Regions from separate parts of the Homo sapiens genome. Here region 2 is linked to region 1. A link is an interaction called in ENCODE POLR2A ChIA-PET data of the cell type or tissue named here. Cell type or tissue: B cell. All regions are shown on one strand. Links, peaks and the distances in the headings refer to the core of each region. The heading gives the core; the rest is flanking DNA.

Region 1 (4,385 bases), core at 70-4,069:
GGGACTTTATCTTGCACGCTGCCATCTCCTGTTCCTGGAACATCGCAGGTGCTCAAGATGTGTTAATTAGCGAAGAAGCAAATGACTAGAGGATGCAGTGATAATGACCTTTCGTTCACCCTGAGAACTAGGCTGGCCAGGGAGTGTCTCTCCCTCTTGTAGGTAAGGAAACAGGCTGGCAGGAAGTGACTGCATAGAGTTAGGCAGACTGTAAAAGCCAGAGCGGGCACAAGAATCCAGGTCTCCTGACTCCATCCTTCCATTGTGTGTTCTAGTCCCACCCAACTTTGAAAGCAAAAGTTGTTATATATTTCTGTTAAAAACGTTGCCCTGTGGGAGTGCTTCCCATTCCCTCTGTGGGGTTGGCTCCACTGGAATGGGGAGGGGAGGAGCTGTGGAGTTGCATCGTTCTGGTTCAGTTAGGCCTGCTCTAACTGCGTCACTTCCAATCATTCTTCTTTCAAATCTTTAGACTCTTGTACATCTTCTTACACTACTGTTTGAATTCTCATGTTAATATCAAATTTGAAAAAGTGTCATTTTTGTCCTTTTTAAAGTAAGTTTTTCTGTTTTAAACCTCTGGAACATCAACTGAGTATTTAGGTTGGGGAAGTGTTCAGCCTCCATCTCCACATTCCCAGGGTGCTTGCCAACCAGAGGCTAAAAAAATATTGCTGTAAAAATCAGTCCAAGGCAAGTCTGGATCTGTCAGCTGATGTGTTCCCATTGCATAAGATAAACGAGTTTTGGGGACACATCTAATTACACGCTGTTAGCTCCAGCTCTTCATTAAGTTGCATAGGTGAGCTAAGAGCTGATGGGCTGCGCTGGGACGGGTGACCTTGGGGCCTGTCCTACCTTTGCTGCTGATTCTGATAGCCCAGGTGGTTGTCAGCTGGAGCAAGCGGTCTGAATGCCACCAGGATGGCTGGTCATCAGCTTGTTTCCTTTGACCTATAAAGATGTTGGGGAAAACATGGTTATTTTAAGGGTTACTATATGAATCTGCATATAGGATTTTTAAAAAATACAAATTTGTCACAGACAGCATTTTTACCTTCTCCACCTCGGGATCCAGCACAAACAGCACCTCCTCTCTTCCCTTCCCTTGTCGTCTTCTCTTGTTACTTGAGCACTTGCTTTGGGTTAGATAAAAAGGGTGAAGCCCTTCCCTCGTGGAGCTCCAGGTGGAGTGGGAGAAAGGCTCTTCACCAGCCAGGCACGGGTAGCACACACCGGAATGCCACTGTGCCAGGCTGTCGAGAGGGAGATGGTGCAACCTAAATGGTCCTGCGGAACATGCAGTTGGCCTGTGCAGAGGCATTCTTCATGTTTGGACAGCCTCTGCTTGCTGTGGTCCTTGGCACACAGCACACACCTGGTGAGCTCTTCCCATAGAAAAAGATTCCCTACCTGCTTCTGAGCCACTGCTGCTGTGACTGACCTTCCTTTCCTCTAAGGTCATGGGAAAGGGAGAAGGTCAGGCTTCTTTCTGACGCCTCCTGTGTGTTCCAGAGGGGAGGATTCCTTATGCAGTTTCTGCATCAGGGGCTTCCCTTTCTTCTTCAGGCCAATTTTAAGAATAAGATTAATTGGCATATCTTTCTGTGGGATCTTCAGAACCGTGTGTGTTTTCATCCTCGGGTTTTAGGAATTCACTGCCTAGCATTCTCTATTCATACCTTCTGCTGCTTCGCGAGCCCAGGAAACAACTTGGAAACTGGATCTCCAGTGGAGAGAGTGATTGATTTCAAAAGACCTTCCCCAAACTTACCTCAAGTGATTGCTTGGTTTGTTTCAAAAAGATTTTAAATTTTGCTCGACTTAAATGGCAGTCGTTTTTAGGGCTGTCATCTAGAATCTAGTATTTAACATGATGATTTTGTTTTACTCTGTACAACTGTGGGTAGAGGGCAGGGAGCAAGTTAGCTGGGAAAAATCAACCAGGCAGGCGCAGGTGAGACTTCTACCGCTGTCATTCCAGAGTTCTCCAGTGGGAGATTGAAGCCTTCTGGAGATGGGGGTCCAGACTGCTCGAGCCAGGAGAAGGGTCCCCCTGCGGGGCTCCATGTCTGTGTGACTGGTCTTCAGATCGTGTGACCCCCTAGGGATGCTGGACTTTGCTGTTCTCGGAGCTGCATGGGTGCCATGGAAAGGGCTGGGAGCCAGTGTCCCTGCTCCTCACCCACAGTGGGGCCTTGGTTGAGTCTGAGGGAGAGCCGAGTTAGGGGAAGTGCAGGATTTGTGGCCAGGCAAGGGGTGTGGTAAGTGAAAGCACCTCGTATGCTGACTCACATGCCTGACTGCTTGCACAGGGCTCCTTGAGAATGAGGCCGTGTGGAGATTCAGTGTGTGGTAGTCACTGCACACAACCTTGGTGATCGAGCCGGGACATCTAGGCAGGGGCTCAGAGGTGGACTTTGGTGGTGGGGCTAGAAGTTGAACAAAGAGGTCATTTTGTTTTGTCTTCGGTGCCCGTTTAAGCTCATGCATCGTTATTTCTACTGCCGCCTGCCTGGGCTCACCCACAGCCATCTCACCAGGAACTGCTGCCACACCTGTCTTTCTGTGCCTCAGACATGCCAGGTGGGCCTCTCTTGCCTTTTGCTGGGGCTGCCTGTGCTCTGGGGGCCCATATGGCTTACTTCTTCCCATGTTGTCTCAGGTGTCACCTTCTTTGGGGACCTTCTCTGGTCACTCTGTTTAGAAGCAGTCTCCTTTCTGTCTCCTCCCTATCTCATCCTCGCTTATTTCTCTGCATAGCACCTGCTGGGTCAGTCACCTGTGCCAGAACACAGACCCATGAGGGCAGGAGTTTTGGTCTGTTCTCTCCGCTGTTAGATTCCCAGCATTCAGAACACCGTGTGGCTGCACAGGCACCCAATATACAGGTGTTGAAAGAATGGAAAGTAGGCATTGGTGGGTAGATTACTAATGCATTCGCAATGGGTGTAAATAGGTATTTGCTAATTTAATTTACTGCCCCTGCCCCCCCCCCTTTTTTTGAGGCAGAGTCTTGCTGTGTTGCCCAGGCTGGAGTGCTATGGCATGATCTCGGCTCACTGCAACCTCCGTCTCGCGGGTTCAGGTGATTCTCTTGCCTCAGCCTCCTGAGTAGCTGGAATTGCAGATGTGTGCTGCCACACCTGGCTAATTTTTGTATTTTTAGTGGAGATGGGGTTTCACCATGTTGGCCAGGCTGGTCTTGAACCCCTCATCTTAGGTGATCCACCCAGTTGGACCTTCCAAAGTGCTGGGATTACAGGCATGAGCCACCATGCCCAGCCATAACCCCATCTTTATTTCTGCTTTGATATATGTAAAAGTCTTTTTTCTTTTTTTGCTTTGATACAAAATGCATACTACATATTTTCACTTAAACCAGTCCATCCTTTGCCTTTGCCTATGCTTCATGTCCCCTTAGAATGTTTGAGTCTTCATAGGACTTAAAGATCATCTGCTCCATGAACAAGGGAACTGAAGGTCAGAGGGGAGGAGTCTTGTGCTAAGTCCGGGGTCATTCTGCTCCATCTCCTTCCACTGATACTGGAGCCAGGGAAGGGAACCAACATGGATTGTTTGCCAGATGAGAGACAGGTATTTCCCCGCATGATCTAAGTGAATCCTCAGAAGTCACAGGGTGTGCATTGTCATCCCTGTTTCATGAGTGGAATTCTGTAGGATTTTTTTTTTTTTTTTTGAGACGGAGTCTCGCTCTGCCGCCCAGGCTGGAGTGCAGTGGCGCAATCTTGGCTCACTGCAAGCTCCGCCTCCCGGGTTCACGCCATTCTCCTGCCTCTGCCTCCTGAGTAGCTGGGACTACAGGCACCCGCCACCATGTTCGGCTAATTTTTTGTATTTTTTTTAGTAGAGACGGGGTTTCACCGTGTTAGCCAGGATGGTCTCGATCTCCTGACCTTGTGATTCACCCACCTCGGCCTCCCAAAGTGCTGGGATTACAGGCGTGAGCCACCGTGCCCTGCTGGAATTCTGTAGTTTTCAACAGGAAGAATGAAGTGATAGAATGTACCTGGGTAACGTGGCCAGTAAGACTTGATGGCTAGGTCATCTCTCAGGGGTGCCATGGAGCCCCTGGGATGCCTGGGACTCTCTGAGCTCTCCAGGTCTCATGCTGTCTGAGGGTGCTGCTTGTGGGGCCACCTGTGTTCCCTCGGGACCAGTGTGTTTCAGTGTCTGGCCCGTGAACCTGTTCTCAAGTTGCCCTTGTCTCTGTGGAAACACTTTTTCCTCGAAGCCAGTATTTGGGATTTTGGTAACAAGCCAAATTGAAATCTCAGTGATTATAGGACTTGATGAATAATTTGTGTTGCAAAAGATTGAAAAATCATCCCTCACGAAGTCCATTTTAAGTGTTGCCTAAGTAC
Region 2 (4,385 bases), core at 152-4,151, 350 kb after region 1:
TATGTCATTAAAGAAATTAATTTTGTTTTGAATTTCTGTTCTTTTTTTGTTTTTTCTTATTTTTTGTCATATGTTTGGATGTGGAAAGATACTTATTTTCCTTTTTCTTTCTTTTTTTTATTTTTATTTTTTATTATTTTTTTATTTTTTTATTTTTTTTGAGTTTCTCTCTGTTGCCCAGGCTGGGGTGCAGTGGCGTGATCTCAGCTCACTGCAACCTCCGCCTCCCCGGTTCAAGCGGCTTTCCTGCCTCAGCCTCCCAAGTAGCTGGGACTACAGGTGCACGCCACCAAGCCCAGCTAATTTTTTTGTATTTTTAGTAGAGATAGGGTTTCACCATGTTGGCCGGGCTGGTCTCAAACTCCTGACCTCAGGTGATCTGCCCACCTCGGCCTCTCAAAAGTGCTAGGATTATAGGCATGAGCCACTGTGCCCAGCTATCTTTGGAGAAATGCCTGTACAGAATCTTTGTCTGCTTTTTAAATACTGAGTTGTAGAAGTACTTTACATATTCTTAAGTCCCTTATCAGATAAGTGATTTACCAATATTTTCTCCCATTCTGTAGGTTTATTTCTGCTTTTTAATGTATTCATATGCAGTATAAGGACTTTTTGGTTAACAGCAGACCACATATATGACAGTGGGCCCATAACATTATAATACCATATTTTTACTGTATTTTTTCTACGTTTAGATGTACAAATACAGTTGCCTACTCTACTCAGTAGAGTAACATGCTGTACAGCCGGGTGTGGTGGCTGAAGCCTGTAATTCCAGCACTTTGGGAGGCTGAGGCAGGAGGATCGCTTGAGCCTAGAAACTTGAGACCAACCTGTGCAACGTGGCAAGACCCTGTCTCAAAAAATAAATTAGCTGGGCGCGTGGTGGCGTGTGCCTGTAGTCCCAGATGCTGGGGAGGCTGAGGTGGGAGGATCACTTGAGCCTGGGAAGTTGAGGCTGTAGTGAGCTGTGATCGTGCCACTGCACTCTGGAATGTATTCCCATGGTTAAATGATACATGACTGTATGTGCATTTACAGCTATATATTCTAAGCATGGCTGTAACTGCATTCCGTGTTTTGGTATATCATGCCTTCATTTTCATTCATCTTGAATTATTTTCTAATCTCCCTTGTGATTTCTCCTTTGACCCATTGGTTATTTAGGATTGTTTCAATTTCCATATATTCATGAATTTTCCAGATTTTCTTTTCTTCTATGAGTGTTTAAGGAAAATATGTATTTTCTTGTTGTTAGGTGGAATGTTCTGTACATGTCTATTATGTCTTGTTGCTTTGTAATGTTTAAGTGCGTTTCATTGTTGATCTGCTTGGTTCTATCTAGTATTGAAAGTGAAATACTGAGGTTCTGTTTTTTTTTTTTGATACGGAGTCTCCCTCTGTCACCCAGGCTGGAGTGCAGTGGCATGATCTCAGCTCACTGCAACCTCTGCCTCCCGGGTTCAAGCAATTCTCCTGCCTCAGCCTCCCAAGTAGCTGGGATTACAGGTGCCCACTGTCACGCCCAGCTAATATTTGTATTTTTCGTAGAGATGGGGTTTCACTGTGTCAGCCAGGATGGTCTTGATTTCCTGACCTCATGTTGGCCAGGCTGGTTTTGAAGTCCTGACCTCAAGTGATCCGTCCACCTGGGCTTCCCAAAGTGCTGGGATTAGAGGTGTGAGCCACTGCACCCGGCGAGATCTTTATTACTGTTGGTCTGTTCCTTTCACTTCTGTGTATTTTTATTTTATATATTTGAGGTTCTGTTGTTACTTGCATATATGTTTGATTGTTTTCTTCCTGATGAATTGACCCTTCAGTCAAATTTAAATCTCTCTTTACCTCTAGTCACTTTTTTTGTTGTTTTAAAGTATATTTCATTTTATATTACTAATAGCTAATAAGCTAATAAGTAAAAGACCAGCTTTCTTAGGGTTGCTATTTGAGTGATATATCTTTGTTCACTTTTTTTTTTTTTTTTTGAGACGGAGTCTCGCTCTGTCGCCCAGGCTGGAATGCAGTGGCATGATCTTGGCTCACTGCAACGTCTTCCTCCCAGGTTCAAGCGATTTTTGTGCCTCAGCCTCCTGAGTGGCTGAGACTACAGGTGTGCACCACCACACTCAGCTAATTTTTAGTATTTTTAGTAGAAATGGGGTTTCTGCCATGTTGGCCAGGCTGCTGTCAAACTCCTGGCTTCAAGTGATCTGCCCATCTCAGCCTTGCAAAGTGCTGGGATTACAGGCATGAGCCACCAAGCCTGGCCCACTCTTACTTTCAATCTTTTTCTCTCATCAACTGTAAAAATGTGTTTCCTAGGCTGGGCACAATGGCTCACTCCTGTAATCCGCCAGGCGGATCACCTGATTGGGAGTTCGAGACCAGCTTGACCAATATGAGGAAACCCCATCTCTACTAAAAATACAAAATTAGCCAGGTGTGGTGGTACATGCCTGTAATCCCAGTTACTCCGGAGGCTGAGGCAGGATAATCGCTTGAACCCAGGAGGCGGAGGTTGCCGTGAGCCGAGATCGCACCATTGCCCTCCAGCCTGGGCAATAAGAGCGAAACTCCATCTCAAAAAAAAAAAAAAAGAAAGAAAGAAAAATGTGTCACCTATAGAGAGTGTATAGTTAGATCTTACTGGTTTTTTTTTTATTTGAATTCAATCTGACAATCTGTCTTTGGATTGGATTATTTAATCCATTCATATTTAATATTGATAATTAGGTTTATTTCTTCCATTTTACTTTTTTTTTTTTTTTTTTGAGGTGGAGTCTCGCTCTGTTGCCCAGGCTGGAGTGCAGTGGCATGTGGTCTCTGCTCACTGCAAGCTCTACCTCCCAGGTTCACGCCATTCTCCTGCTTCAGCCTCCTGAGTAGCTGGGACTACAGGCGCCCGCCACCACACCCAGCTAATTTTTTGTATTTTTAGCAGGGACGGGGTTTCACCATGTTAGCCAGGATGGTCTCGATCTCCTGACTTCGTGATCCACCCGCCTCAGCCTCTCAAAGTGCTGGGATTACAGGCGTGAGCCACCGCGCCCGGCCCCATTTTACTTTTTTGTTCCTCTTCAGTGGCTTTTCTTTCACATTTTTTCCCCAATATTTTAATTCCTTTAATGATGTATTCACTAACTTAACTCGAGTAAGATATGGAAATGTTACTCCCACATGGCCCTGTTCCTTCTTCCTCTTTTTTGTGCTATTACCGTTACACATGTTATGCTTTGTATACAGTGGGAGTGTGGTCTTCCTAGTGCTTCATCCTTTGTAGACAGAGTAGAAGCCTGTACATAATGCTTTTGATCATCTTTTCACTGAATTTGATAGCATAAACCTTTTCCCTTACTACTTGGATGGCTTCACATTGAGTCTCGTTTCTCCCTCACTTCCCACTCATCTCTTCCTGTATGAAGCAAGGTTTGTGGCCACTTTGCCTCTTGGTGCTCCACTGCTGAGGTTTCCTCACGCCCTGGGATTTTCTTAGTGTCTGGCTTGACTGGAACCTAGCAGCCCCATCTCCATCTGTGGAGCCAGAACTGCCAGTGGTGGGTGCTTTGACCATTGATAATGGAGGTACAGCCCTTGTCCTCTTGTGTGAGGAGCCGAGGTCTCATAGCAGAGCCTTTTTCTTTCTTTGGTTTTTCAGGGCAGCCGATGAAGTGCAACCTTCACATGAATGGGAATGTTATCACCTCAGACCAGCCCATCCTGCTGTGAGTTCCAAAGGCGGGGTGCTGGGGAGAGGCAGCTCCGTCCATCTCTTTTTGTTCTAATGGGTAAACTGCCTGCATCACAGCTCCCCTTCATCCCCCCATTCCGTTTCCTCTGTTCTAATGGCAGCTGGCCGTTTCATATGCTTAAACTTGACCAAAATGGTTTGCTTTGTTATTTCCCCAGGGCTTGACCCTATAGGGACTAGCATTATGATCTCGTTCTCAGCTTTCTGATTTAGAAATATCTGAGTGGAAGTTGGAGGGGGAGGCTGCTTGGGTCTCCTAGCTGTGTGCATCATCCCGGGAACAGAGAACTCCACTGCATGATTGGCTCTGATGGAGACAGTGCCAGATGCTACCCCTTATTTTGTTCCCCAGTGAGGTTTTTTGTTTGTTTGTTTGTTTGTTTGTTTTTTGCTTTTTCAGTTATTTTGAGAGTCTCACTGTGTTGCCCAGGTTGGTTTCAAACTCCTGGGGTCAAGCAACCCTCTCCCCTCAGCCTCCTGAGGACCTGGGACTATAGGCGCACACCATCACGCCCAGCTGGATTTGGCTTTTAAGTACAGTGGGAAGCCATTGAAGGCTTTTGTTGCACACAGCTGAGTATACATGCCTGGCCCAGGACTGAGGGATGTTTTGAAGCCTGAGATGCATAAAATGTTG

Evidence for each region. ChIA-PET counts read pairs that join two places held together with the same protein. Peaks named below come from ENCODE experiments on the same cell type or tissue, not always from the same donor. Only the 100,000 strongest peaks of a DNase experiment are listed, where the experiment ranks them.
Region 2: POLR2A ChIA-PET joins it to region 1 with 6 read pairs; 2 of 35 experiments call an interaction of 5 or more read pairs at or near these places.

The regions. Positions count from the first base shown.
Region 1 is chr22:42,935,531-42,939,915 of GRCh38, reverse strand. The region is part of intron 1 of PACSIN2 (protein kinase C and casein kinase substrate in neurons 2); the gene reads left to right. LOC124905128 (a long non-coding RNA gene) reads right to left here and starts at 2,210. Exons shown (of 2, transcript XR_007068119.1): 1 at 1,058-2,210; 2 at 1-954. RefSeq lists an enhancer at 26-526. In B cell, for the core only: no CTCF peak of the experiment used is centred there; a DNase peak (open chromatin) is centred at 2,395; H3K4me3 peaks cover 919 bases; H3K27ac peaks cover 2,029 bases.
Region 2 is chr22:42,586,843-42,591,227 of GRCh38, reverse strand. POLDIP3 (DNA polymerase delta interacting protein 3) reads left to right here. Exons shown (of 9, transcript NM_032311.5): 8 at 3,656-3,722. Among named protein-coding and RNA genes, the nearest start is that of POLDIP3, 26 kb to the left of the region's middle. In B cell, for the core only: no CTCF peak of the experiment used is centred there; no DNase peak of the experiment used is centred there.